Linked DNA regions of Mus musculus: region 2 is linked to region 1. The links are chromatin loops, found by intact Hi-C in ENCODE. Cell type or tissue: left cerebral cortex. All regions are shown on one strand. Each heading gives the region's core, and the rest is flanking DNA. Links, peaks and the distances in the headings are about the cores only. Region 1 overlaps Gm33651 (a long non-coding RNA gene). Region 2 has its middle 9.3 kb from the start of Gm40159.

The links. Peaks named below come from ENCODE experiments on the same cell type or tissue, not always from the same donor. Only the 100,000 strongest peaks of a DNase experiment are listed, where the experiment ranks them.
Region 2: it touches region 1 in a loop (8-fold over the local background); 3 of 42 quality-filtered maps call a loop at or near these places.

What each region holds. Positions count from the first base shown.
Region 1 is chr3:143,587,864-143,598,961 of GRCm38, reverse strand. It overlaps Gm33651 (a long non-coding RNA gene), which reads right to left. Exons shown (of 4, transcript XR_376148.2): 3 at 10,697-10,793; 4 at 9,686-9,959. Among named protein-coding and RNA genes, the nearest start is that of Gm33758, 10 kb to the left of the region's middle. In left cerebral cortex, for the core only: no CTCF peak of the experiment used is centred there; DNase peaks (open chromatin) are centred at 4,060 and 5,051; H3K27ac peaks cover 2,054 bases.
Region 2 is chr3:143,383,221-143,394,318 of GRCm38, reverse strand. No RefSeq gene overlaps it. Among named protein-coding and RNA genes, the nearest start is that of Gm40159, 9.3 kb to the right of the region's middle. In left cerebral cortex, for the core only: no CTCF peak of the experiment used is centred there; DNase peaks (open chromatin) are centred at 6,179 and 6,732; H3K27ac peaks cover 394 bases.

The DNA of each region.
Region 1 (11,098 bases), core at 3,871-6,370:
ACCCAGGGGAAAGCTGCATAATCCATGTTTTATGTTTAAGCTCTGAATGTGGGGGTTTATCTATGAAAAATATAGAGACCTATGGCATTGCCTGGCAGTGTCAGAGAAGCCACCGATAGTCATGTTTCTTTGAGTCCCACCAATATCATTTTTGTTAAAAAGCTTCTATTCTCTATCATGGGTATATATTGGAACTACCAGAAGAATTTTTAAAACTACTGATTCTTGTGGCCAATTTTTGGGGATTTAATTATCATGGGCTATGGCTTGAGAGTTATCTCCTACAGCCAAGCTTAAGGTCACGGTTCAAGGTCTCTTCACCATCCATTGAAATCCAGTGTCTCCAGGGAAGGAAAAGAACTGCACAGAGGGAATAGCTTGCTGCAGTGTCAGAGCAGTTGTGGACCATAGGGAATATCTCACTGTCTGTGTGTTGTCCTGAGAGCACCCGAGCCAGCCAGAACGTCTGAGACTCTTGGGTTCTACCCAGACCTACCAGCTCATAGTCTATTGGAACAAGATCTCCCCGTGATCTGAACAGATTCTGTTTGGGAATCTCTCTCCTCTCTCTCCCCCTTCCTCCTGTCCTTCCTCCATTTCCTCCTTCTTCTTGCTATGGGTTCTTGGAGTCATTATACTGTAAATAGTTCCTTGGATATATCTTTCGAGGTTGGGGGTAAAGGTCCCAGGCCTTTATTTCAATAGTCCTTCCAGATCGAAATCTTCCTAAACTTCAGCATATTTTGTTTGTTCGTTTGTTTTCAGTTGTTAGCTTTAGTTTGAGTTTCTAATGTCTGTCTCAACTCACAAGCACACTTTTCACAAGTGCTGACAGACTACAGTGGGCCTCTTATACAGTCTCTAAAAGTATTCCTTATAGGGCTGGTGCAAAAGCCCTGTCAGGACAGGGTCTGGTCTGCTGTTGAGACAGGATCAAACTCTGACAGCATCTTTGGTCCATCACAGCCTTGGGAGCAAATTTAGAGGACGATTGTTAGTTACTAAGGACTCAGAATGAAATGAAAACCAATCCTCCACCAGAAGCCAGTCATTAAGGTTAGCAGTGCCCCTTAAGAAGAAGGGGACACTGGCACTGTGACCAGGTTCCCCCGAAAAGCAATGCAAATGGGGTCAGCTAAAATGTGGGAGACAGGATCGGCTTTGCAAGAAAAGGAAGCAACACAGTGAGTGCTTTAGGGAAAGGAATGGATCTCTATGGGAACTGCACTTCTTCCTGTCTCCCTCACGCATCCCACTTCAAAACATATAGTGAAGCATGAGTTTTAAAAGATTCATATTGAGACAGAAACATTACAGAATCTCCGTTGCTCTCTTCACTTTTTTTTTCAGTCTTGTTTTCTTTCTAGAGGCACGGAGTCCTCTTTATGATGCTTTTATGTCTATAAATTGTTTAGGAGAAGCCACTGAAAGCTAATCTCTAAACGTGCAAGGCCCCTGGATTGGTGGGGAGGGGCAGGGCGAGGGAGAGACACAAATTGCAAAGAGCAGAATAATCAGCTACAGAGGGACTTTGATCTTCTGGAGACCTAAGCTAATAGATGTTAAGTGCAGTTCAGTGGACGTAATAGCCCATGAAGAAAACAAAATCTGCAGAATGATAAAATGCTGCAGTCTACTGATCAAGGAAGACATCGGAAAATTACCATGAAAGCATCCTTAGCCTGGCAGATTCAAGGTGAAAAAAGGGCTCCGTCTGCCAACCGGCAGCCAGACATTCCAGGCAGACTTAGCCGGCTCCCTTCCTCCAGCCAGATTATCACTCCATGTAACCTGAATGCTTTCTCACTGCAGAGGCAAGCACTGGCACCATCAGAGAAGCCTGGGCTTCGTCATGTCTTCTCCTGACGCCATAGTGACTCATCATGTCCTCTGTGGAGGCATTTCAGAAGACATCGTTTCTAGGAGTAGATCAAATTTTCTCCAGTACTGATTTTTTTTTTGACAGCAACAAAACATATTAAAGACAAATAAGATATCTTTCAAGACATAGAAATCTCACCAAGCAAACTATTCACTAGGAATTTATGAACACTTAAATACAATTGAAAAATAAGAGGTAACTCCTTAATTCTAGTTCATTTAAGTGTCTGTTTATTGAATAAGTATATTTTGCATCTTGGGCTGAATTAAATTTACAGAAGTAATGAATTCTTTAGTATTAAAAGAAAAAAATGTAAAGATTGAAACCACTAGATAATTTTATTATCAGGAGAATTAAACAAACAAACAGATAAACACAACCCCCAAATGTGAGTTTTAAAAGTCAAGAAACTAGAAAGAAAGTAGCATCCGGTTTCAAAGCTCAGCCTCCTTAGACTTCATGTAACAGCTAATTAAACATATGGCATATATTATCTGAACCACAAATTAATTTGTTTGGCTAGAGTAGGTACAAACAAATGAAAACAAAGGGAATCTGCACAGTTTTAACTTGAGCAAGATGTGGAGCGCCCTGCTGGCCACTGGCATTTGGTTCCTGTCTGAGCCACTCACACTGGAACAGCTAGCACTGTGCCTACGGGAGTCCCCTTTCCAAGTGGAAAAGTGAAAGTGGCAAACTTCACATGGGAGCACAGATGAGGGTAGTTGACAGCCTAAATGACAGGCAAGGAAAAGGAACAGAAATGAGAAAAAAAATGGAGAAGGGATGAGAGGGAAGAGGATAGAGGGGGAGGGGAAGGTAGACTGGGAAGCGAAGGCAAGCAAGGAACCAAGTCATTGATCCCAAGGCACTGAGACCCTCTGGACAACACAGCACTGGGCAGTCTACATCTATCCTTACTGTAATGTTGACTCTTCATAGCCATGTTGATAGAAAGACTAGCCCTTTAAAAGAAGTACTTTACTCACAAGGGAAACTGAGAGACTACTTGATATTAAAAAGAGTCACTGGGAAAATCCATATTTGGAGCCTTCAATCGATTGTTGGAGATTTTATGTAACATATGTGCTTATTCTTCAAACAAATGGAGTCCTTGTCTGAAAATGCTGTGGGTAGAGGCCTGGTGCCCAGAGTAAAATAACCAAGTGAGTGGTTAAGATGAGGCCCTGCTCTGGGTTAGCAGTCCATCACTCAGTGTGTCCTGCTGCCTGTGTATCAGATGCAACCCTTCTTATCTGTTAAGTGCATAGAACAATTTAGACCAAGCATGCTGAGTGGATTAACTAATGATCGTGAACCACTTTGGAAATAGAAAATTCCCCCTGTGCATGCAGAATTAATAATGATTAGATAACACCGTCCTAAATTCTACTTTTGATTCAAATAAACCTTTTCTTGATGGCGAAAGTTATGCTATTAAACAAAAGACTTTATTTCAACTAGAGGCTTTCACGGTATTTTCATTTGAGTTGAATTTCTGTTCTTCAGATCCATATTTCTGCCAATTTCTATCTCTTGTGCTTTCTCTGGCACAACCAAAAGAACAAAGTTAATAACAGAGAAAGGACAAGCTTTAAGAGTGCTGCATTTATCGTCAGCTGTAATTCTGCTATTAAGTGGTCTTGGCATTTGCGAAATTCCTCTCAATCTTATTTTTTTTTTCCTCAGAGGGGGAGAAAAGCCACTGAAAACATGGAGTTTAATCCAAAAATAACCCTTCTCCACATTCTATGTTCTAAGACTTTTCACTTGGCACTCAGTGTGAACTTTTGTCTCCATGGGACAATCTGCAAGATAAACACCCTGTCTTTGTATCTCCTTAACCATTTTAGAAGGAACACATATGCATGCCCTTGGGCACACACATACACACACACACATAAGCACATGCACACACACATGAATGCTGGTGTGTGTGTGTGTGTGTGTGTGTGTGTGTGTGTGTGCACATGCATGTGGGTCCTCATGTACCTGTGACACACAGAGGATCTGTAGAGGATTTTTTTTCACTTGATTTCTGCCTGTGGAGCAGATTGAAGATTTTACTCCACTGTGATCTTCAGATCTTCCACCCAGTTATTCGCCTGCCAAGCACAGTGACCAGTGCGGCTGCTCCTGATGGTGGGGAGCATATGGTACCGCTGTGAATAGTTTTGCTCTCACTGCTGTGAAATCCCACGCCTTCCTACAGAATGTGTTTGGAGGAGCAAATGGTGTCTCTCTTTGCTGTAGCTCCCCTTCCCTGCCTGCGGATCCTAGTCGATTCAACTTCAGAAGGAAGGGAACCCTGCAAACTCCTAGGCACTGGTTAATGCTGGTTTGGGCGTTAATGATACAAGTTAACTATTTCTTCTTCTCTCCACTGATTCATGCTGAACTTCCAAGATCAATAATCCTGAACCAACCAGCCCTCACTTATGTTTGTTTTATTCTCTGTCCTCTGTCTCTTCCTCTCTCTAAAGAGGAAAATCTCCAAGCAGGACAGGATTTCTAAATGAAGATGGGAGGCTGGACTTGCAATTGGAAATATCAAGCTCTCATTAGCCTTGCCACCTTGGCTGAATTTATGCTGAGTCTCTTCTGTGAAACAGGGATTATGGATCCTTCGCATCCTTTCTAGTCCCAAGATGCTCTGTGCTTGGCACATGGCGTCCAGGTCTGCTTCACCCCCAACCACCTCTCTGAGAGGGTCTCTTGCTACACATTCAAAACTAATTGCTGCCTTTCATTTCATAGAGCATCTCTAGAAACTAACTTGGTCACTTGTCCCTGAGTTTATATCTGAACTCCCCTCGAGTGCTTCTGCGCAGCCGTGTACATAAGCGGGCTCTTACCCTTCTGAATTTGGTAAAAGAGGAAAACACTTTAGACTTCAGCTGGAGTTACTTTCCTTATTTATATTGACTCTTCTTTATGTCACTCTGAAGCTTTGGCCCTTGAGACATGCACCCCAATGTCCTTAGAGTCACTCACCTGCGCCCTTCGGCCTCTCCCTGTCACTGATCTCCCGTTCTGCCATCACAGACATGGGCTGGATTGGCTGCTGAGATGGAGCCGTTCAGAAGTTTGGCTGTGAGTCCCTGTGAGCCATCTTTAGGACTTTGCGAGCAGAGGGGTTTGAGAGCATCTTGTGCTGAAGAGGGCTCTGCAAACTTCGGTCCTCGGCATGCGTCAGTGAGAGGATGAGGGTTTGCCCGATGGGAGGCTTCAAGTGCACCGGCACTTGTACATCTACTTATCTTCAGTCTCAATGATGCTGTTTATGAGCGAGCTATTTAAATGGGAGAAGCAGCTCACAGAGAAGGAGAAATCACAGGTTGGAGTGATTATGTTGAGCAGGAGAGGCCTGAACACAAGTCCAGTGGGAACCAAGGAAGGGGATCAAATTAAGAATGATTAATGGCAGGTCCCCAGAGGCGTCACTGCATCGGAAGGAGAGAACAAGCTGAGTAGGAAGCACTTGATGTTGAAAACGAGCATGCGTGCGAAGGAAAATGGATCATTCTGCAGATGTTAGCAGCTTCTGAGGAAGGGGAAGAAATGCGGTGGAAAGAGACGCTGGACAGCTTGTGCCCAAGGCACCCTAGCTGCTGTGGCATCTCCCCTGGCCTTTCAGAGAAACCCCTCCAGATGCGTTTTGATAGGGCCTCTCTCATGAATGACTCTTGCCTTAGAATGGGGTGTGACTCCAGAGCAATAGGTACCAGCTTGTGGGGAAACTAAGGGCTGCACTATCTCCCTTTTACTTGCATAATAGAATGATGTGACCAGAAGCAACTTCGAGGAGAACAGAGCTTCTTTGACTTACAGGTGGAGAGGGAGAGAATCCATCATGGTGGTCCTGACCTGCTGACAGTCAGGAAAAGCATGGCCTCACGAACTCAAGCAGGCTGCTCATAATTACATCCAAAGCCAGGAAGCAAGTAAAGGGGACAGGAATCCAGGTCCAGTTGCAAGACCTAAAACCAAGCGCTCAGAGGCATACTTCCTCTAGCAAGACCTAACCCCTTAAGGTCCCATAAGCTTCTCAAAGAGTGTCACCAACTGGGGACCAAGTGTTCAAATGCATGAGCCTGTAGTGGACATTTCTTATTCAAGACACCATAAGGGCCAAGACACCTCTCCTTGTAAGCCTGTCCATGGAAGTCTTGCAAAGTGTGTGTGTGTGTGTGTGTGTGTGTGTGTGTGTGTGTGTATGAAAATATTTGCCTGAGAATAAAAATATAAGAAAATATTTCTAGTTGCAAAAGTCCCAGAGTCATATTGCGGTGAGGGTGAGCATGTGTGTATTCGCATGTGTGTGCTGGTGTATGTGGTGTGTGTGTGTGTGTGTGTGTGTGTGCACTCACACTGGTGTAGATGGTGTATTCGTGTGTGTGTGCTGGCATATGTGGTGTATGTGGTACATGTGTGTGTGTGCACTGGTGTATGTGGAGGCCAGAAGTAGATATTGAGTCATTCTAGATTACTTTCCACCTTGTATATTGAGGCAGAGTCTCTCATTTGAACCCAGAGTTTGAGAACTCAGCTTGCTCCAGGGAACTCCTGTTTCTGCCTGGCAATTATGGGGAATCTAAGAAGCCTCTCATGCTTTCGTGGCACTTCAATGGGTTCTCAGTATCTGACTCCAGTCTTCACAGCTGTGTATGAGCCTTTTCCACTTCTGCCTCTCCGGAGTGGATAAACCTCATAAGCAATTTTGTCCTGCTCATTAAGTGGAAGATAATCTACTGAGTGTTTCATAGATGTCAAATGCTATCATTTACCTCTTGTATACATGAGAAAACCGAGGAACAAAGATATAATCAACCCACAGTCAAGGAGTTACTGGGCAAAGAGTTTAGATTCAAAATAGTGTCTGTCTTCTGTCATCAGACTGCAAGCCTGGGAAGAATAACAATTACATAGAGTTTGTAACCATATCCTTGATGCTTTGGTGTAGTGAGAAATCAAGCGTATTAGTTAAACAGTTGAATACTGAGACTAAAGCTTTATTATCAATATGATACCAGGTCGAGAGTAAATAACTGTTCTCCAAAACCAAGGGAAACAATAGACAATGATAGCTAAGATATCGATTTGATCCCCATTCACTCAGTACATATTCATGGCGCACCATCTTTGTGCCAGGACTTTTGTAGCATCGTTCTCTTTGTGTGGTGAGGGAAATGACTGTTGTGTGACTTGTGTTGGTCACCTCTAGTGCCCACTCTAGTTGGACTCTAACTTTCCTTGACAAGCCTCTGCCTCCTCCCAATGAGCCTGGCACCATCCAGAAACCAGTTTTGTTGCCATGCAAGAAGCTTAAGGCTATGTTTTTCTCCTTTCCCATCAGTCTTGGGCTTTCAGGACCCACTGGGGATAATGACTTTGTTCTGGGGAGGGTGTAGAGGTTGTGTACGGGATGGGGTGCAAATTGCAGGCATTTTATTGTTTCTTCCCCCTTTTCTCTGAAAACTTTCCAGAAGGAGAGATCTATTTGAATAGTTTTCACAATCCATCTTAAGGTCAGCTCTAATACAGTTGGGACCTGGCAACTGTATGATTTCAGCATCATTACACAGCTGCCAAACCATGCTAGATGCCCACCTTCCCCTCAGGAGTGTGACTCCGGCTGCCTGCACAGCTGCCCTGCAGCCCCCTGGGCCAACCCATTCTCCCAATTTCTGGCAATTTGGTCAGTGCCAAATAGAAAATCTGTCCTATGGATGGATGGAAATAGATGGCTACAGGAGTGGGAATCTTGTTTTTTGGTAAATTTCAGGGTTGGGCACCCATTGAGTCCCACTGTAAATATCCCTGTGACCTTCCTTTTCTCTTCATTTTAGTAATCGGCTTAGTGCTTTGGCAACAGAGACTCAGGCTCATATAGTGTCTGGCCCAAAGCAGATATTCAATGAATGTATGTCCAGTGACTAAACCAGAAAGCACAAAGGAGAAATGAAGACTCAAGGGACCTTTGTCCTAGCGTCTCTAATTTTATAATTAACATGATAAGAGCATGGAAAACCACCCTTCTTTGAAACAGTTGCATTTGTAAAATAAGATTAAATAAGATGAGTATTTATTTTTTTTCTTGTTTGTAAATTTTACAAAGAGAAGTTTCGAAACTTAATTCCATAGTAGTAATAAAATACACCAAAACCAGAATGAAAAGACCAGAGGTAGTTTTTTCCTCTGCCTGCCCCTGACTAGCTGTGAAAATTCAGAGAAGGATGTAACTAAATCAGCATATAGGCTTCAAGAGGATGATAAAGGACACCTGGGGCAGAACAACACTAGCTTTGGACAGGTAAGCTAGAGGAATCCCAGTGAAGTCAGCATTGAAAAGCTACATAAATCATTGTTTCAAGCCACCTACTTTCTGAAAGTGTTGTTATGCAGCAGTTCTATAGCAATATCTAACTGATACAACACTCTATGATTACATCAGAAAGCAGGAAGGATAGATTCTTTGTTTTGAAATTGAAGTCTGTAAGCTCCATTTTAAAATACATTTGCTCTTCTACATTTGATGAAACTAAATAATACATTTTGGTAAAGTTTTAATAAATGAGAGAGAGTAAAAATTGGCTCAAATTATCTTCCTGGTTCAAAATGGAGGTTCTAATGGTGCCAGAAGCATTGTAGTAGGTAAATGAGAAACATTTGAGGCTGTCATTAGCTCTGAGCATTCTGATTTTGATTTTAGATTTGGGAAGTTTTATTAGAGAGGGGCTTAATATATGGAAGCCCAAAATTTGATTACACAGTAGTTTTCTGCATTTCTTAACAATATAGTCCACTTGTAACACCCCCACCTTAGGCAGTCTAGCTATAGTTTTATTCAGATTAATGAAGTTATAAAACATAGTGCCAGAGGTAGACACTGATGGATAAAAGAGCACCTGCTCACAAAGGCTGCTGGGTCACGTAAAAGGAAGAAGCCTGGAAGATTCCAGTCACCTGTGGTCTATCTTAAGCACTTAAGTACCTAGGTAAGTACCTGCCAGGCTGTGGGCAGACACTTATTCTTCTAGGCATGAGGACTGAAACTAGCTTGTAGGATTCAGCATAGCAGGTAAGAGGACACGGGAGCTGCTTGGTTAGCAGGAGACTAGCAAAAGTTCTCATCATTTTACTCTCATCAGAAAGGTAGTTCAACCTGGAAGAATGTGTCACCCCCAGTACCTGTCGGAAACCACCTCCATGTTCCCTCTTCTTGTGGACCATAAATACCTCAAAGACAGGACACTTGCCTTGTCACACTTCTTTTGGATCCTTCAAGCCCACCAGGATACCTTCTCTTAACAACTCTTCTATATTATGAAATAAATGAATGATAGTATCACCCTGACTCATAAGTGAGGATGCCGAGAATCAGCAGGGTAAACTAATCTTTGGGAATCACCCATATGGACAAAGCTGAGTGTTGAACAAGTACCCAACTGTGATGAGTCTATAGCCTACCTCCTTGTATCACACTTGAGTCAGAATTTTGTGACAGTAAAGCAAAAAGCTCATGTAAAGAATGTAGCCTGGTGGCAGACTCCAAATAAGTGCTACTTGCTTTCTTTATATCTCCTGATGCCATGAAATCTCACTCCTGGAAGGTCATCTTCCTCTCCTGAATGTTGTTTTCTTAGGAGATACTAGCACAGTGTTGACCAAGAGATAATAGAGAAGAAAGCAAATTTTCCAATAGAATAAAGGCTAACTTATGGTATTGAAATTAATCAGATTATTATAAATTCATTAGCAACTATGCATATTAATAGTTTAAATACATAGGAAATCCAGTAGTAACATTGCATTTTTTTATTTAAAAGAGATCATATGGTATTTTTAATATAATTGTATATTTGCAGATTACCAATATGCTGTTATCAAAACTGAAAGAGACATTCAAAACTACTGTAAATAAATATACACAGCATTTTTCTCCAGGAGATCAGGCTAATGCTTTCCATTTTTCTAGTTTATTGAAATTTCGCATTTCAGGAAATGAACAAGGGCCACCTGTATTTTTATTGAAGATTTCACAATGGTCTCCATGTTTCCATCTCTGTTTCTGCATCTGTTGAATCAGACAGAGTACAGTTACTAATTGGCTTCAGCCTTACCAATGGTTCTCTAATTTATCATAGTATCTACAGTTCTAGATTGCAATTAGTTATTTCACATCAGTCTTGCCCTCTGCTTGAGTATAAACTTACTACATACATTGTCTGCTCTGGCATCTCCCTAGCACTTGAACAGTACAGCCTGTTGTGAGTTCATAAATCTTTGCTAAGTGGATGATATTCTCACTACAGAATTAAGAATCATACCATGATCTCCAAGGAAATAGAGGAAAAGAGAAAATGCATATAGTTATGTCTGTGTGTGGTAACTGAGTCAGAGCTTCCAAATACTGTATGACATGTTTTCATGTCTTATTTCAATTTTGCACATGTACAAATTAGAAAATAAAAATTTAAATGTAGGGAGCTGTTTTTCCTCCCACATTGCCTTTCCTGAATAACGATGAATAGTTCTCAATATGTGTTGGTCTAACACAAAATCTGTAAATTTTCTGAATACAAGGAAAATGTATGGAAATCACATCAGAACTAATTAAGTTTGCTTTCTTAAAATTAGGATGCAAAATATTTAGTTTCATGAGAAGAACAACTGATACAATTAGTGCTCATTCCTTGCCCACTCTTTTACTAAACAAATCCGCTAAGAAAAGGCAGGAAACAGTGAGGTTCGCAGCCTCCCCGTCAGGGTTCCAAGTTTCATATGTTAAACAAAGACAGAGCAACCTTAAACCTTTTGATAAATATGAGGCTTGTGGTAACTGCAGCATTCACTTCGGATTCCATTTCTCCAAGTTCCTGTCAGCCAGATGTCACTTGCAATGCAAACACTAGAAAAATATGAAATAATAATTTCATACATCATCTATGTGTGCATGAGCCGGTCAAACATTCAATACAAATTCAAACTGCTCCTACATACAGCAAATATCATCCAAATAATATTTAAAATGATTGAAAGGCTTTTGATTTGGAAGTGTATTCTCTTAAGCTAAGTGGTCCCCAAGACCATCTAGAAAATTCAATTGTTTCATTTTTAAAATGTTTTCTGCCCAAAATTATATCAAACCCTAATGTCTCAATAGAAATACATGCGATTGGATTGCTGACTGGGCGCCGGATGTCAAAGGAAAAA
Region 2 (11,098 bases), core at 5,213-7,712, 210 kb after region 1:
ACAAACTTCAGTATCAGTGTATCTAGTTTCATTGCAGCACTGTTGAGAACAGCTCAGACATGCAATCTCGGCAGTTGACAGTCAATGAATGAGGAGTCTGTTAGCATAGGGGTGGATTAAGAAATGGTGCTATCTATACAAATGTGATGCAGTGTTAAAATAAAAAGTGGTGCCAGGCAGTCATGTCTTGAAGCAATGCATGGTGATCCTAGATGACAATAAGCTAAATGAAATAAGTCAGACACCAAAGGACAGACACCCCATGAGCTACCTGATATGAGGACTCTAAAAATGTTAAACCCAGGTCAGGGGAAATGGCTCAGTGGTTAAAACATCTCATAAAGGAGACAACTAGTTCAGATTCCCCAGAACTCACATAAACACGTGGTGAACATGGCAGCCTGACTGTAATTCCTGCCAACCTCAGAAGGCAGAGAAAGGGAATCCCCAGAGAAAGCTGCCTAGCAAAATTCACCATACTGGTGAGTTCTGGGTTTGATTTAGAGACTCTGCCTCACTGAATAAGTGCAATTGCGGATGATTTCAGATATCAACCTTGTGCACTTACATTCATGGGCATCCATGTCCATAGCCCCCATAACACTCACACACACACACACACACACACACACACACACGAAAACAGAAATCAGTAAATATAAATATCAAGCTTGTGAAGATAGGCTAGTAGTGTAAGGCTGCTTAGCAGAGGCCAAGGCAGATAGGTAAGTCTTAAAAATGGGGTTCATGACCAAAGGTTCCGTGCTCCACTTAGGCAGGAGAGATAAGCCTCAGTAATCCATTTTACAGACTGCTGGAGGATATTTAAATGTCTTTAACACACACACACTACCCAAACTGATGAATTTCTTTATTAGCCTCGTCCTATCATTTCATATTGTAAACATTTATCAAAATATCCCATTATCTGCCATAAATGAGTGCAGTTATAATTGGTCAACTAAAATTCATTTCTGAAAGTCTACAGCTTGCAGCATAGAGGCAAAGGGACAGTGATGATAGGCTAGTACCCACTGCTGGGATTAAGGGGAAACCATGGCTGAGAGGCAAGCAGGAGAGAGCCAGCAATGACTAAGCTACTGAGCATGAGAAAGACAGTGGTTGGTTCAATGGGAAGAAGGATGGGGGAGAAACAAGCAGGAAAGAAAGACCAAAGACACATGGAGCTGTCTACTAAGTGAAATTGTCTTGAAGAGGAGTTGCTAATGGTCCTGTGGATAACATCATCTTCATAAGACTTGAACGGCATTACCTGTGAGCATTTTCTTCTGTGCTATAAGCAGAAAGAAGCTGGTTCACGGTAAGAGGTACCTGAGTGGAATGAATAGGCAGCTTACAGAGAAAGGGTGTAAATTAGTATAGATAGTAATATATAAGAGATAGAAGAGATATGCATAATATATATGTTACATTTTTAAAAATTGCACTTTTCCCACAGGGATCTATCGTACAGAGGATGCAACTGAGTATCACGTGTGATATATATTACATTTACATATGTATAATATGTATACACACACACACATATATATGTGTGTGTATGTATATATATATATATATATATATATATATATATATGCTAGATTAATGTCCAGCTAGTCTTTAGACCAATGCAAGAAGGATGTACAACTGGTGAAATAAAATTGAAAATGCTTTTAATTCTTTATCAGAGAAATACCAGCATTCACATCATTAAAATATTCACTGAACATTTAAACTTAGAAATGAGTCCTGCTAGCAAGGTTCTGATTTTAAGAGTATTAGAAAATGAAGAGTTAGCGGATGGATGGATGGATGGATGGATGGATGGATGGATGGATGGATGGATTCTATGTATCTGCAGCCAACTAGAGGACAAGAGAATTGTACTAACCCGATGCTCAGCAATACCTAGTAATTTAACTAGCTGCTTGGGGTTGCAGTTCATCCTCTATACCATAGGTTCCTGTGGAAAAGGGGCAAAATACTAGATTCCCTTTCACCAGGAATGAGATTTATTTGCACTAAGCTCAGACTATAACCATATATCCCATGACATAAGTATGGTTCAGATATAGGTATAGGTATAGGTATAGGTATAGGTATAGGTATAGGTATAGGTACAGGTACAGGTACAGGTACAGGTACAGGTACAGGTACAGGTACAGGTACAGGTACAGGTACAGGTACAGGTACAGGTACAGGTATAGGTATAGACAGATATAAATATGGCATTTAACTCAACCCTTAATTTTAAATAGACACTAAGAGAGTGACCAGGTTCACTGTAGTTTAGAAAAACATAGTGTTGCTTCAGAATTTTCCGCAGTTCAGTGTCTTGCTCAAGAGCATAGAGATCCCTTTGCCAAGAGTCATCTGAGATACATATATGCCTTCTCTACCCTCTTCCATCCCTGGAAGATCAATCATATAGTACAATGTACCACTCAGTCATTTCAAATTTGCTTCTATAGAACTAATTTTCATTGTTGTAGCTTTAGAAAAATATAAAGAGGGAGATTCATTACTACTTTTCCAGAGCTTTAATAAAGAAGAAGAAGAAGAAGAAGAAGAAGAAGAAGAAGAAGAAGAAGAAGAAGAAGAAGAAGAAGAAGAGGAAGAGGAAGAGGAAGAGGAAGAGGAAGAGGAAGAGGAAGAGGGGGAGGGGGAGGAGGAGGAAGAGGGGGAGGAGGAGGAAGAGGGGGAGGAAGAGGAGGAGATGCTCTTGAGTAACTAGAATATTCTATAATTAGCCTCTCTTCCCACCATGACTCCCTGTATGTGTTCATTATGTGCCACCATTTTGTTTGTAAAGTGTGACTGGTCTAAGTTACACATTGTGAACAGTGAGTGCATACACTATTTAGCTGACCCTATTACTATATAAACTTAGAGGTAAATAACCACAGGTGCAGGAGGCTGTGTCTGACTTATCAATCACATTCTATTGCATTGTAACCTAGTCCACCAGGGTGATCCATAAGGCATGCAGTGAGTTGTGCATTTCTTCAGAAATTTCACCCAGTGTTACTGTGCCTTCACTTTGGTGCTTCTGAGAGCAGGAGAGCCTCAGGGAGGGGTGGCAGAAATTGGAAAATATAAATAACAAATCAAAAATTACAATTGATTGGATAAACAATTTCCCTTAGTCTGTTTCTTAATAAGTGATCGATTTTATGATCAATATTCATTATTTCCCAGAACATACCACACTGCTTATTGAACAAATGAATGTCTGAAACTACAATGACACGGATTCAAAAAGGTGAACCAATTTCTTTAATAACATGGGTTGAACAGACTGGCTCATCTCACCCAGTTGTTCCACATCAATGCATGTGTCCATGTAGCCCTTTGGAAAAAGGCTGGAATTCAGGGAAGCAAGGGGGTAATTCATCATTCAGTAAAAGAAGTGGTTTACGGGAGCATGTGTGTGGAAGGGTGAGGACTAGCCTGGCCTTTGTCGGTGTGAAATGAAGTCTCCAAGCTGCTAAACCAGCCTCACTTAAAGCTAGTCCCTTTTGTTTCCTTTTATGATCCAAGGGACAGCACACAGCAGCTTGTACCTGCAGAGCACATGCTCTACCACTGATCTGTATATCCTCAGCGGGTATGGCTTTTGAAGCTGTAGGTACTTTGTACACATGTAGTTAGTCAAGCCATGGTATGTGCACTTTCTAGAGATACTTTTTACTACAATTAAGGAAGAAAAATAATAGAGTGGTATAATTATAATCTAATCAACTTCTTCATTGACATTGCTTTTTGTTGCTAGTTCTAGCTTCACTTTCGAAGCATCCCACCAAACTTACTAGTTTGGAACTAGTTCTAACCTGTGCTGGAACTATTCAGACCATCTAACTTGCTATACAGTGTGATTCCCTTTATCATCTGAAAATGGCGGCCATTAGCCTGACTATTAGTGGTTTTCAATGGTCCCATGGCCGTGGAAAAAGATCCTGGGGAGATACAGTTATGTGGTCAGTTAGTGCTAGCACCAACTTTACCGAAGTGATGGCACTGTGTGAACAAGGAGTGGCTGTTGAGGCCCCTCCCCTCATAGGTCATGGACCCTCTCATAGGTGAAGAAACTCACACTCTGGTTATTATGATGACCTTGTTCCTTGCAGTTTGTCTGGGTGTGGATAAGGAACCACAGTACCTTATTTAATCCCATTTAGACTGGCTTTCCTTTCTCATCTCTCATGTCATAGTTGCATAGTGTCTGTAGCAAGTGCCTAATTACCCAGTTCTGGCAGAGTTGCTGGACTAATCAATTAAGAAAGCAACAAATGATTAACTTGCTTAAAAAGAAAAAAACAGCCATCACTTACTTTAAGTTAGTCATCCAAGCCTTTTCCACCCTACTTAGGAAAACCTCATTAAGTCAGGCTCTCCTAATTAAAAATTAGATAATACTGACAGGAGCAAAGCAAAGTTTACCTTTGTACTGTCTGTTTTTTAAAAAATGTTTTTGTGAAGTAAAAGAATAACAAAAACAAGTGGTAATGATCCTTCTAAATCTAAAGTTCTAGGATAGATGCGATGTGTCCCTAAGAGTCCTGACAAACAGTTGTCAGCCACCATGCTGCATGCAAACCTCCGCCTACAGAAAATATTCCAAGGTTTAATTGTAAAACATTCTTATCTATCACCAAAGAAAATCTCAGTAAAGACTTTACTAGGTAACATAATTGGAGCTGGGTTGTAATTAAAGCTATTTTAATATATGCATAAATGTCTCATTTATACCACATCATCGGGAATTCATACAAGTAAAATTTCAGACAACTGAGATATTTATTTTAAGAAGCAATGCTTATTTATTTTAATTAGGGAGGTGTGGCACCGTGATTAAACATGAATGCTGAAGCTGAGCTGATTTCTGTACCTTGGGCAAAGTAATGTGGTTTTGTTTTATTTTGTTTTCCGTGTGTTTGTTATCCACTAGAGTCTCCATCTGTGAAATGGGAATGGTAACAGTCCTGCTGGATGACAAGGTCCTGAGGGTGTTAGATATAATGCATTTCTTAAAGCTTTCAGCCAATACTTGTGTCAAAGTAACTACGCAATGAGTATAGATTACTATTATTTAACACTTCCCAAGACATTACAAAAAGTCCACATTTGTGGACTGGAGAGACTGCTCGGTGTGTAGTCATTTGGTACTCAAGTATGAGAATCTGAACTCAGATACCCAGAACCCATGGATAGCCAGACATGTGTCTTCTATCCCAAGGCTTCTAGAGTAAGATGGAAGGTTGCTAGAGAAGATATTGGAGAAGCTCCTAAAGCAGGCCAGCTGACCTAACACACACAGCAAACAATAGGAGAGACCCTGTCTGAAAAAGAGTGGAACGGGAGAAACAATAGTCAAAGCAATGTATCATGGGACATGTGTGGCCACATTCACACCACCAACACACACAAGAACTAAAAAAGAAAAATGAAAGACCACACTGCACAATCGTCTTTCCTATCCAAGACAACAGCCAGCAAGGTTTAATGCATTCCTATCTTCAAAATGAACATCATGAAGATAACTTTCTATTCTGTTTTAGTAAATACATAAAATTGTCAGACTTCCTCCTACCTCCTCTCTTTTTCTGCTGGAGGAATATCCCTAATGCTTCAATAAAGTGAGACTTTATGCAGAGTGATCTGGGCAAGGTTCTGCAGGGTATATGGGCTCACCACAGAGTGTACTGTGTACCTTCTGGATGCTGCTTTCCTCCTTGTTAATGAGAATTTTCCCTCATTCTATTGAATTCAAGAGTCTGATCTTTATACTTGAGTTTTCTGAATAACCAGACTGTCCATATTACATAATAAACACCCATGAGCCACCATATTTAAAAGGCTTGGCTATTTACTTAATATTTATTTATTTAAAGTTCTATGAATTTTCACTGATGTTGTCCATCAGGGTTTTTTTTTTACATAATTTATTTCAATGAATCATGGACTCCTTTTAATTGAAAGAAGACCATAATAATCAGAATGATGTATTTATGTTCCATAGAAGGTAGTAAGTAACTGCTAATATATTCTCTCTTCACCACCCACTTGCACCTATGAGTTATATCCATCTAAAAGAAAAGTTTGGAAGGATTTGGGAGTAAAATTCATTCCTTAGTCCTTCATCATCTAAGTCATATAAAAAGATTCGTGGGCAGTGAAGCCTTTAAGCATGGTGAGTGGGGCCCTCTAATGAGTTTCTACCCATCAGCATGAGATTCAACACAAATGGAGTACAAACTATTTTGCATGTGGTGTTTGTGATCTCATGGCATATAACATAAGCTGGTGTGGTACTCAGAATTCATTATATATATATATATATATATATATACATATATATATATCACTTGGTAATTAAGAACACATTTTTCTAGAGAAGAACAAACTGACATCAAAAGATACATGTTCTAGAATATCATATTATGAAATGCCCATCACATTTCTCTACACATCAGATTTAAAGGGATCATCTAATCGCACGATCCAAATGTGAGCATTCATGGTGGAGAATATGAAAACAATGTCAAGTGCTGGTAGTGATTTCTCATGTTATCTAGGTGGTACGCCACAGGAAATGGTGGGCATGACAGCAGGATGGAAATCAACGGAAGAATAAGGTGATAACAACGTTGGGTTAAAAATTAAAACAACTGCGTATATAAAAGAGAATCCACTCCTGATGCCAGGCTCAGGGCAAAATAAGAGAAAGAAAGCTCACAGTTCTGGGGAACTTTTATAAAAAGATTTATGGAGCCTGAAAATATTGCTTGTGTCATTCACCTGGATTGGAGCCCAACTAGAGAGCGTTTAAACTGAATATCTGTCTGAGTTTTCTCCAGTGGTGAACAGCCGCTAGAAATACTGTCTTATCTCTTATATATTAGACTCCAGAATGAATGCTAGGTTGGATTCATAATCCAGGGGAAGCAATCAACCAACCTATTCTTGTACTTTCGCCAACCTGTTCCCCACAGCTACAAGCCATGTCCTCTCTCATGTTAAAGTTGACCATATCTTGGTGACTCAGTATACATTGTGAGAAAACCTCAGAATGAATCTGTGTTCTTCTCCTTACTTATAAGATTTGAACATTATCTTTCGTGCCTCTAAATTCCAATAGGCTTCCACTGCCATTAAGTGCCAAGACGACTTACTTCACTCATGTTCTTGTCCTTATAGAAACCTAGTTGTTAAAAAGGTTGAATTAATTAGTCTTGAGTGTCATAATTATTCCCAGTACTTCCATCAGCCAGTGTGGTTCACATTATGACAGGAATCAATGCCATGTAGGTAGTTTCAAATCCTCAATAAGAAGACAATACAATTGGGTAGCAAAGGACATTTATTAAATCTTTAATACTGGTGTATCTTTTCAACACAAAACTGAAAAGGTCCCATATTACTTAATCTACTGAGATGCTCTTATTTAGTCTGTCTTGCAAAGAGTCATATGTCAAGTAAGGTATAGGAAATGACCAGAGATAAGAACAGAAAGTAGGCACTGTAGGAGGGACATTGATGGAAGTCCTCTCAGGTCACCAGACTGATGCTTTGTTGTGATGCTAAACAGTCTACTTAGGGTTCCTTAAGGATATGGGTGTGCTGTTTTACCAGGCAGAAAGTAAACTATCTCACAAATGGATGAAAAGAGTGAGACATTTATGTCCCAAAATACCTTTTTTACTGGCATTATTCAGAAGCCAAAGTGTCTAAGTCTTGTAGCACTAACGGCAATCATGTCAAGCACAAAGCCTTTAAAATGTAGTAAACTATTTATAACTCTTGTTAATGAGATACAAAGGACGAGCATGCATCTTTTATACCATACAGAGGTTAGCTGTTTGTACCATGAACAAAAAGTGTAAAAATCTTATGACATTTCAGTGTAAGTCAGTATTCTTCTTACCTTTGTATGAGATATAAATTTGTGTCTTTTCCTGGGGGAAAATACACTTAACTTGGTCCTTAAGATTTCACTCATTATTTTAGTTGTGGATGAAAAACGTGGTATTTCTTCAAAGGACTGAGACTTGGGAAGGAGCTTTAAGAACTGATACGAAGAATCATTGCCATTGTAATATAATTTTACCACAGAGAATGATATGTTTGCCACCTATAAAAAGCTTCAGTCTCCTCACACTTCTTAACAACTTGAAAACAGAATCTTATAACTTGTTTCAATGCTGCAGATCAAAACTCTCAGAGGAGCTTAAATTCATACGCTTAAAAAACGTAAGAATATATAGATCCTAATTAGTTTATAAGACAACTGACATCAGAAGGTGAATATTTGCTTGTTAGAAACAGCACAAATGTCTTCCTAATGATAGGGACAAATTAAAATCTGGAGAACACAAATAGCACATGCAGCCACCAGGATATTTTTTGTTTGTACTTAGTGATTGCTAATGTTGATTGTCAACTGGGTAAGACCTAGAATTACCTAGGAGACAAGCTTCCAGGCATGCCTGTGAGGGGTTGTCTAGATTCTTTTAATTTTGGTAAGACGACACACCAAAGCTGTGCATAATCGAGCTCCATTGGCTAAAGACTCGGCCTAAATCAAAAGGAAAAAGAGTGGAGTCATTGTTCTCAGTGGACAGTCATTGCTCTCTGCTTCCTGACTATGGATTCAGAGAAATCTAAGTGTCTACCTTCCACTCCCACCGCCACAGCTCCTCTGCTACGATGACTTCCCTTCAAACTCTGAGCCAAATAATCCTTCCTTCCTTCAGTTGCTTTTGTTGAGGTATTTTGTCAGAGCAATAAGGCAAGTCACTGACGCATACCTATACTTTGATAAAGTGTTCTTTTTATAACTCCAATTTAAACTAAAATTTAAAATAAGAATGTAGAACCAGATGTTGTATCACAAAGTATTAAAGCAAGATGGTTAAAACAATTCAAATGAGAGCAAATCCTGACCATAATAATAATTTGTGTGAGAGGAAGGAAAACCTTACCTTATTATTTAAAATATTTTATCTTAGTTTGTTCTTGACAGTTGAACTACTTACACATATTTTGTTATTTATCAGCATATGCATGCAATAATACATATATAATGTATAAGGACACACATACATATTTGGGGATAAATGCTCAAAAAAAAGAACATGGGATGATGTTTGACTTGAAAATTTTGGACCACTTTGGGGGATGTGGTTCTCTTTAACATTCATATTCTGTTTCATTAAATAAGCCCTCATGGTTGTCATTTCAGACTCTCCCAAATTGGGGGAAAGCCTGGCCACAGAAAACTCTTTCCTTTCTATTCTAAAAGTGGTTTTGCATCTATGAATGTATGAAGCTTCACACTCCACCCCAGACTAAACCAAGGAAGTGTGTGACTTTCACAGACATAAGTAAAAGTCAGTGTACCCCTCGTTCAGCCCACTAGTGAACAAACATTTCCTTTTTTCAAATGTTTTTCTCGACGTCCTATAGGATCCATCCCATATGATCAGGAAAGTAGCCCTAGCTCATCTCACCTCTACCTGCAAAGAACTTACAAGAACCAAGTTTAGAAAGAAATCACCAGCAGCCACTCTGTGAAAGAGTTTCATGAAATGTCCCTGCCCCATTCCTTTAAATTTCAAGGCAAAATTCACCTGTGGTTTTAAAATATCAGTCAGTATATCTTAAGAAGATGCTCCAGCAACAGCTGCAGGCATCATGCAGGCAATTGCTATTCCAGCTATGCTATTTCCTCCTCAGTCCTTCTGGTCCTCTGCCCACACATTTCACAGCGCCACCAGAAGCCACCAGGCAAGCAGCTGCCATCAGGCACCAAGCAAAGATGATGATTTCAGAAACTTCATGAGGGATGTTTTCCAAATGCCAGGAAAACAGAGAATCAAAGAAAATTAGCCCTCTGACAATCACAGTGCAGAAGAGAGAGTAAGGTCACCTCTGCACATAGTTACAAGAAAGGGTGAGTGGTTTAAGTTCTGTTTTGAAGGCTTGTAGTTCAAGAACATGTTCTTTGCAAATGTGGAGGCAAAATCATTCACATCTTCCAAACCACCCTGAGAAAGTCCTAGAAATCTCTGGGGCAAGCTTCAGAGTGCCAATGCATTCCCACAGGAGAAGTCTTGAGTTTCCATCTTTCCCCCAGGCTACTCCTCTCCATCTTCCAAAGCAATTCTATAGCGTTCCATAGAAAGTGTTGGATTATAGTACATATCTGTAAGTAAAGAAAGTACAAGAAAACATACCAACCTTTCTCATTATTATCCTGGCCTCACAGAAGGAAAGCAGACAAAAACCATGAGAAACAAGGTCCACCCATTAGTTGGTATGGATTGTATCTTAAGGTGGGGATATTGGTAGCATATGATGGATTTTCATCATTATACCATTGAAAGCTTTTAAATTTAGTTTGCAGCATTTTTCACTAGCTCCCTATTTCCCATAGTTATATACTTCAGAGGGATGATCCCCTCACAATCTAAGCATTCAAAGTAAAGAAGTAAGGCTTGGAACTAGAAAAACTCACAATCAGTACACTCAGTAACTTTCTAGCTGAGAATCTATGGAGGTTTGAAAAAGTATGGTCTGAATGGGCCCATACCCTGGAATCCTTAGTCATCAGGGAGTGGCACTGCATTAGAAGGACTGGAAGGATTAGGAGGTGTGGCTTTGTTGGAGAAAGTGTGTTATTAGGAGTGGGCTTTGAGGTTTAATCTCATGCCAGGTTAGATGCGTTCTCTCTCTCTCTCTCTCTCTCTCTCTCTCTCTCTCTCTCTCTCTCTCTCTCACTCTCTCTTGCTCTCTCTCGCTCTCTCTCGCTCTCTCTCGCTCTCTCTCACTCTCTCTCGCTCTCTCGCTCTCACTCTCTCTCTGCCTTTAGCGCTATGCTTGCTGCTACCCTCCATATCTTGACAATAAAGGATTAACCCTCTGAAACTGTAAGCAAGCGCCAATTAAAAGCTTTATAGTAGAAGAGTTGGCCTTGGTCATGGTGTCTCATAACAGCAATGAAACAGTGACTAAGACTGAAGTTACAGGCAGTTTCCCTCTAAGTACTGATGATTTTATTCAGCTGAGAACTACAGAGACAGAGACATGGCCCTTG